3 separate regions of the Homo sapiens genome follow, and all the other regions are linked to region 3. A link is an interaction called in ENCODE POLR2A ChIA-PET data of the cell type or tissue named here. Cell type or tissue: OCI-LY7. All regions are shown on one strand.

Region 1 (2,500 bases), 64 kb after region 3:
TCTAATTATAAAATAGACAAAGGACATGAACGGGTATTTCACTGATGAGCATATACAGATAGTAAATAAGCATATAAGAATATGTTCAACAGCATTAGCCTATTAGGGAAATGCAAATTAAACACATGAGATAGCACTGTAGACCTATCAAATTAGCTAGAATAAAATTAGTGACATCAAATGTTGGCTCACTCATACTCATGAACTGAATCTTTTACACATTGCTGGTGGGAATATAAAATGGTACAGCCATTCAGGAAAAAAATTTGTAATTTCTTATAAAACTAAACATGCTATTATTATAAGACCCAACAATTTTCCTCTTGGGAATTTATACCAGAGAAATGAAAGCTTATATTCATGCAAAAACCTGTATCCTAATGTTCACAATAGCTTTACTGAAAATAACCAAAAACCAGAAACAACCCAGATGGCTTTTTACAGGTGAATGGTTAAACGAAAAGTGATGTATCTATGCAATATAATGCTACTCAGCAATAAAAAGGACAAACTATCAATACATGCAACTTGAATAAATCTCAAGGGAATTATGCTGAGTGGATTTTTAAAAAGTTACATACTACATGATTCCATTCATACAATATTCCCAAAATAGTAATAAAGAACAAGTCAGTGTTTTTCAGGAATTACAAGGAAAAAGCTGTGGAAGGAGATGGGTATGGTCATAAAATGGGAAGACGAGTGACCCTTGTAGGGGTGTTCTCTATTATTATTATTTCTTTTTTTTGAGATGGCGTCTCGCTCTGTTGCCCAGGCTGGAGTGCAGCAATGTGATCTTAGCTCACTGCAACCTCTACCTCCGGGGTTCAAGTGATTCTCCTGCCTCAGCCTCCAGAGCAGCTGGGACCACAGGCACATGTCATCACGCCTGGCTAATTTTTGTATTTTTAGTAGAGACAGGGTTTCACTATGTTGGCCAGGCTAGTCTTGAACTCCTGACCTCAGGTGATCCACCCATCTCAGCCTCCCAGAGTGCTGGGATTACAGGCATGAGCCACCGCGCCCAGCCCAGTGTTCTCTATCTTAACAGTGGTGAGTCAAGCATACACAAACCCATACATGTGTGATAAAATTGCACACAACTAAATACACACACACACACACACACACACAAATGAAAACAAGTAAAATTAGTGAAATCTAAATAAGACCAGTAGATTGTATCAATGTTATTATCCTAGTTGTGATATTTATTACAATCATAAAAATCTCACCAAGCAGGGAAACCTAGGTAAAGTGTACATGGAATCTCCATATTACTACTTACAACGGCCTGTGAATCTATCATCATCACAATATAAAGAGTTTAATGAAGGAAAAAGAGCTAATGCATGTCAGGTTTAATACCTAGGTGATGGGTTCATAGGTGCAGCAAACCACCATGGCACACGTTTACCTATGTAACCAGCCTGCCTATGTAACAAACCTGCATATGTACCCTGGAGCTTAAATAATAACAATGATTTTTTTAAAAGTGTAATGTGAAGAAAATAAATATGAGACCTGTATCTGGTTAAGATGTAAAAAGTTATCAAGAAAAACTTTTTTCTACCCTTAATAATAATGAGAACCAAGCTGGATAAGCTGTAAAACTATAGATTAAAACACACATCACAGAACTTAGTATGCAAAAAACCCTAATGGTACTAGAAAATTAGACCCTCCTAGAAGACAACAGACCCACAGCTGTTTGAATCCTTGAAACACAGCAAGAAGATGATTCCACCATTAATGAAGGCAAGAATAATCCAGATGGACTTTCAGCATACCTTTAACAGCCATTTACAGGCTCTCATGAGAGATTACCATACTGAGGAGCCCCAGCCAAGAGACCTCTACCAAGCGTTAAGGGCCTATACACCAAAGGCCAGGGAAGGGCAGGAGGTTTGAAAGTGACCCACCTCGAGGTGTGCAGGGCCTTTGCCAAGTGCAGGGACATGGCCCAGTACAAATCAGGAGCAGGGCAGAATAGCTGAGAGAATCCCTCAAAGTATGCCAGGGCTTCACGAAATGCACAGGAGCTGCTCTACAAATGCTGAGCATGAGAGGAAAGCTGAAAAAATCCCCCCAAGATACTCTAGGACTTCAAGTGCACTGGAGTTGCCCTCTGATGACTGGAGACAGAAGAATAGGACAGAAAGAGATCTCCAAAGGTGCAGAAAGCTACGGGAAGGACAGAGGAAGTAAAAGAACTTCCAAGTTCTCCAAATACTACCAGCTGCACTACGTAAAGCAGAGAAATTTGCTTTGTGGAATTAGCCTCGTGAACTTTGGTAGTTTCGATGTAAAACATAGAGCGATTTCTGGAGTTGCGATGATGGAATCTTGATCACAAGCTCTGCTAATGAAAAGATCCTGATCTGTTGGCAAAAAATATATTTAAAGCCTGTGGTGATTTCCATCTAACTAACACTAAACCTAAACCCAGTTCTACCACAGGTTACATTGACTCAGACTCCCACATTAATAGCTTAACTGG
Region 2 (2,500 bases), 68 kb after region 3:
TTAAACAAGATGATATATCTAAAACATTAGAGCAGCTCTTACACAAAATACACACAATATAAATGATTGCACAATACAAATGATAGCTATGATTATTGTATTTATAATTAAACAATGGAAATAGCATGACTTTCATAATAATAATAATATATGTACATAATTTTCTATAGCTGTGAAATATTTTTCCAAAGAATATTTAACATGATAAAACAAAAATGAAACAAAACTTTATATATAGTATGTTTTATATGTAAGAATGTATAAACAGAGGAAAATATATGAGGTAAATACTTCAAATATCATTAGAAATTATGTAGAAATGGTGATATACAAGTGATAATGACAAACCATATTGGCTTGCTTAGGTAATGACATTTATTACCAGGTAGGATCAGAAATACTACAACTAAATTATTAATTCATTTTATATCTAAAGAGTAATCTTGTGTACTCAAGCTTCTTAGATACATCTGATATAAGTACCAGAAATCCAGGTAAACTAGATACCTGGTCCAATGCCCAATATAAAGCATATACAAAGATTATAATAAAATAGATCATGACTAATTTTTAGTATTCCCATGTGACTAAAATGGCTTTGAATAAAAATGTTACTTTAGAAAGAGTTAAGAAATATGATTAGTAATAGTTTAATATAAAACTCTTTTGAGCATTTAGTGTTATATTAATATTGTCCTAATGTAACATGAAAAACAAGGTCTCAAAATGAAATATTGCTTTCCCAGAATTCTAAAATTAGGTTATTAATCACATCAACTTTTCATGAATATCTATTATAGCATGACTTTTTAAACAGTAAAACTTTTCATAAGAATGCCTATGCAAATATGACTATCTCACTATTTGATCCTTAAAATATGAATATGTTAAGCCTTCTTTATGAGCACTTTTAAAGACCTAATTGAAGTAACTTCATAGAATATTTTGAGATAGTCTCACAGTGAACCCAAGTTTGTTTGCAAAAGTTTTTTTTGTTTGCAACAGTTATGTAGTAGTTTGACCTGGTATGAGCTCTGAGGATTGCATCCTTTATATTTTCAATTTAATAATAAAATATTCAAGAAGTGCTCACTACTATACCTGCAATTTTGGGGCATTAGAATAATAAATTTAAGACTTATAGGGAATATTAGTGGTAGCCTTATGCTACTCCTGCTTCTTACAGGAAAGATTCCAGTATCAACTGTGAACTGGTATTCCAGTCTTTGTCTCAACCTTCAAGGCTCAAAAAGCCTTTATAACATTTTACCAGACTGTCTATGACACATTTGGATTTGATTATCTTATGGATTATAGTATGGGATGGGGAACACAAGCTTTGAGGTCAGGCCAGGGCTAACTCGAGCTCTGCTGTTTTCTAACCTAATGATGCTTTTTGGGGGGCAAATTCCTTAATGTCCCAGCCCAGATCCTCAGCTGCCTATGTTTAAAATGGGTTAAATTTATGGAATGGCTGTGATTGTATATAGCACATTGACATAGAGTTTTTTACATTTAAATCCTTTATATTTTTATGTTACTTTTACAGGAAGATGTGAAGAACTGAATTAGATATATGTTTATAGTCAGTTGTCTGTAGCATATTTGTCATGGTTGATCCATCTTTTTGCAAATTTATTTGAAATTCCACCTTGATCAAATATGCCTATCATATCTCCTGGGCGTGACACAGAGCAGGCACTTAATAAATAGAACTTCATGTCCTCCTTCTACTGAGTTAAAACTTGCTTTCCTATAAATTCCATTGATCTATTTTGCCTGTCAGTGTACCAACAAAACTCATTTAATGAACTAAATACCCCTACTTCAGCCAGTCTTCACATGGCATAATTTCCAGTACAATGCCATCCTGTCTGCCCTCCTTTATATAAGCCATAATTGCCACTATTCGTCTAACAATATGGCTCATTGGACTGAACATTTTCTACCAGACATGTTTTCACAATTGAAGGGCCTGGGAAATAATATCTACCTTTGCTCTCAATACCTCCATTCTTTAAATGCAGTCTAATTTTATATTAGCATCTCTCACATCTAATTCATACTACGTTATACTAACAGTAAGTTTTGTTGTTAGCTAAAGCCATGATTCCTTTTTTTATGTGAGCTGTTTTTAAGCCAAATGTTGTCCATTTTGAAAACATTAGGTATTTTGGTATCTGATAATGATCTTTAAAAATGCCAAAAATCTAAAAATAAGAAGAAAGGTCACTTATCCTTTATCATATATTTTTGCTACATCTCTCATTCAAAGTCAAGACATTTTCTAAGGAGTTTGCTTTCTTTAAATATATATTATTTTAGTATCATTGTTTAAGATTGAAGAATATTTTAAATAATACTTTTCAATTAAGTATACTTTCAGAGTTTTCAGTATTCAACCCACTTTAAACATTTTTTGATAAGCTAAGAGAGCAAAGTTTCAAAAAAGTATATATGATATAATTTCACCTTGGAATATGAGTGCTGACTCACAAAT
Region 3 (2,500 bases):
GAGACAGTGACCCAAGATGAGAGAGGAAGGCTGAAACTACAATATCTTTCATGGCCTAGCCACAGAAATCACACACTATCATTTCTGCCTTATTCTATTTATTAGAAGCAAGTTACTAAGTCCAGCTCATACTTAAGGGAGAAGGAATTAGGTTCCATCTTTCGAAAGGAATGTCAAAGAATCTGTGGACATATTTTAAACCACCACATATAGCCACCAATATATTGGTATAAGGGTAAGAGGTGTCAGGAGACTATGAAAAAGACAAGGAATGCCCATTTTAGAGCTGTATTTCCAACCTTAAATCAACAACTTTTTGAGAAGTCCATAGTAACAAACGTTTAGAAGAAGAAGCTCACAGCCCTTAGAGTGCCATTTTTTTCTTTATGACCAAGTTTCATAATTATGACAGAAGCTTGCCACAGTAAGGAAAACATGCAATGTGAATGTTCTGGCACATTACATGGAGGAAGAAAGTCAACAATAGGTGAGGAGCCAACTGCATAGGAAGGCATCAACAACAGTCAGGGAAGGTAGCAGCGTAGAAGAACATATTAATAATGCACCAAAGACAAAGTCCACAGACCCTAGGGCTCTTCTGCAAGGGGACTTCTTTCCAAAGTAGCCAAGGCATTACTGAGTCTCTGGAAGGTAGAAAAGTGGTGGAAAGACCAATGTATAATTCAAATAGCTCTCCCCACTGCGATATTATATTTTAACTCCTTAGCTAGCTGAGCTCAGCTTCACTGGCACCATTTCAAGAAATATATACAGAAAATTAACCACATTTCCCAAGTTGAATTTCCCAAAGACCCAACTACTTCCACAATTCCCACCTGACAGCTAAGCGGCTAAAAGGAAGTCCACAATCATCCAACCCTTCAGTCAATTTATGGCAGGAGAATCCATATAGTGCCTAGGGAGACAGGAAGAACCAATAATCTGTTCACAGTATTTTAGGAAAACCTCAAGCCTGGGCAGTAGAGCTCTTATGCAAAAATGAGTAAGGAGTAGAGAGAAGGTCAAATACAGAACTAATGCAAAAATTCTGATACAAGAAAAGAAGGAAAACATGTGAAGTATTTCTGCCTTTTCACATACAAATTTTTTTTTTTTACAGATGAACCAGAAGCTAAATATTGTAAGCAATCAACTGAATCTGCTAAGTGTGACATTAAGAGTTTTATGTGAATTCAGCATACAGAACTTTGTTTTAGTTGGTGGCTTCAGCTGAGTTTGGCCAGCAGGAGGCGATGACAGGAGATTTCTGCTTCCTCCCTGCTTTTGTGATATTCTGACTTAGCCATATGCCTTTAAGATAACAGTTGCTGGCAGAAGGGCCCCTTTCCATTGTTGCAGCTCTCATCAGGCTCTGGAAACACATCTCTTTCCCTGGCATCAGGAGGGGCAGCGTGGTCCTGATGCTGCTAATCTCTGCATGTGTTAACACACCCTGTGGTTACACTAATTTGGCAAACACCTTTGTAAACTAAAAAGTTTCCTCAAACACTTCAACACTGGGTACTGTTACCCGTTAGGAATCTCCTGATGCAATGTATATTTTTCCCAATATACTTACTTTAAGTTGTTTTAGTTGTGTTTATTTTTTGCTGTCCATTTATTGCCTCTGACTTTGCCTACATAATTTTTTATTTATTTCTAACTACTAAGTAAAATTATATATATTTGTGGTGTACAACAGATTTCAATATATATATATATATACACATTGTGTATTGGCTAAATTAAACTAATTAACATATGTATTAATCATTTTTTTTGTGATAAGAACACTTAAAATCTACCCTCGGCAATTTTCAAGCATACAATACATTGCTATTAGTCATAGCTACCTTGATATAAGATAGATCTCTTGAATTTATTCCTCCTGCCTAACTGAAATTTTGTACCTTTTGACCAACATCTGTCTGCCCAATGTTCCCATCCTTCAGCCTCTGGTAATCTCCATCCTACACTGCTATGACTGACAATATTCAGGACAGTTCTACCTACTACTTCTTTCATATTCTGACATTATCGGTTTTCATGCTAAATAAATGTTGCCAAAATTACTGTATTATTGACATCTAATATATTCTTACCTAATACTTTTCTGTTTGTATTCTCTTTATTTTTTAGAATTCTTTGACACTGAAAGTAACGTGGCAACTAGAAGGCATTAAAAACATAATTGGTATAGTATAAAAAGTTTTTTAAATGTATGGTTACTTATAAGTATACTCCTAAAGAAAATAGCCGCTTTACTTAAATTATTAGCAATGGGAAAAAGACTCAATTTTCTCATCTTGTAGCCACCCAATTGGTCTCATATACATTGTATTTCATTAAAACTAAAAAAGTTTTAAAGAAATTTCTAATTAACATACACAGAGGAACAAAAAAGCTGCAGGCTATTGAATTAAACGTCATACAGCATCAGTAAAACTTTTCTGCCAGTGGGTACAGTTTTAACATGCATATAAAATAGCGTGTTCTCCCT

What was found. Peaks named below come from ENCODE experiments on the same cell type or tissue, not always from the same donor. Only the 100,000 strongest peaks of a DNase experiment are listed, where the experiment ranks them.
Region 1: POLR2A ChIA-PET joins it to region 3 with 6 read pairs; 2 of 35 experiments call an interaction of 5 or more read pairs at or near these places.
Region 2: POLR2A ChIA-PET joins it to region 3 with 6 read pairs; 2 of 35 experiments call an interaction of 5 or more read pairs at or near these places.

What each region holds. Positions count from the first base shown.
Region 1 is chr13:91,511,989-91,514,488 of GRCh38, reverse strand. The region is part of intron 2 of GPC5 (glypican 5); the gene reads right to left. Among named protein-coding and RNA genes, the nearest start is that of GPC5, 110 kb to the right of the region's middle. In OCI-LY7, no CTCF peak of the experiment used is centred here; no DNase peak of the experiment used is centred here.
Region 2 is chr13:91,507,794-91,510,293 of GRCh38, reverse strand. All of the region lies in intron 2 of GPC5 (glypican 5), which reads right to left. Among named protein-coding and RNA genes, the nearest start is that of GPC5, 110 kb to the right of the region's middle. In OCI-LY7, no CTCF peak of the experiment used is centred here; no DNase peak of the experiment used is centred here.
Region 3 is chr13:91,575,547-91,578,046 of GRCh38, reverse strand. The region is part of intron 2 of GPC5 (glypican 5); the gene reads right to left. Among named protein-coding and RNA genes, the nearest start is that of GPC5, 180 kb to the right of the region's middle. In OCI-LY7, no CTCF peak of the experiment used is centred here; a DNase peak (open chromatin) is centred at 1,256.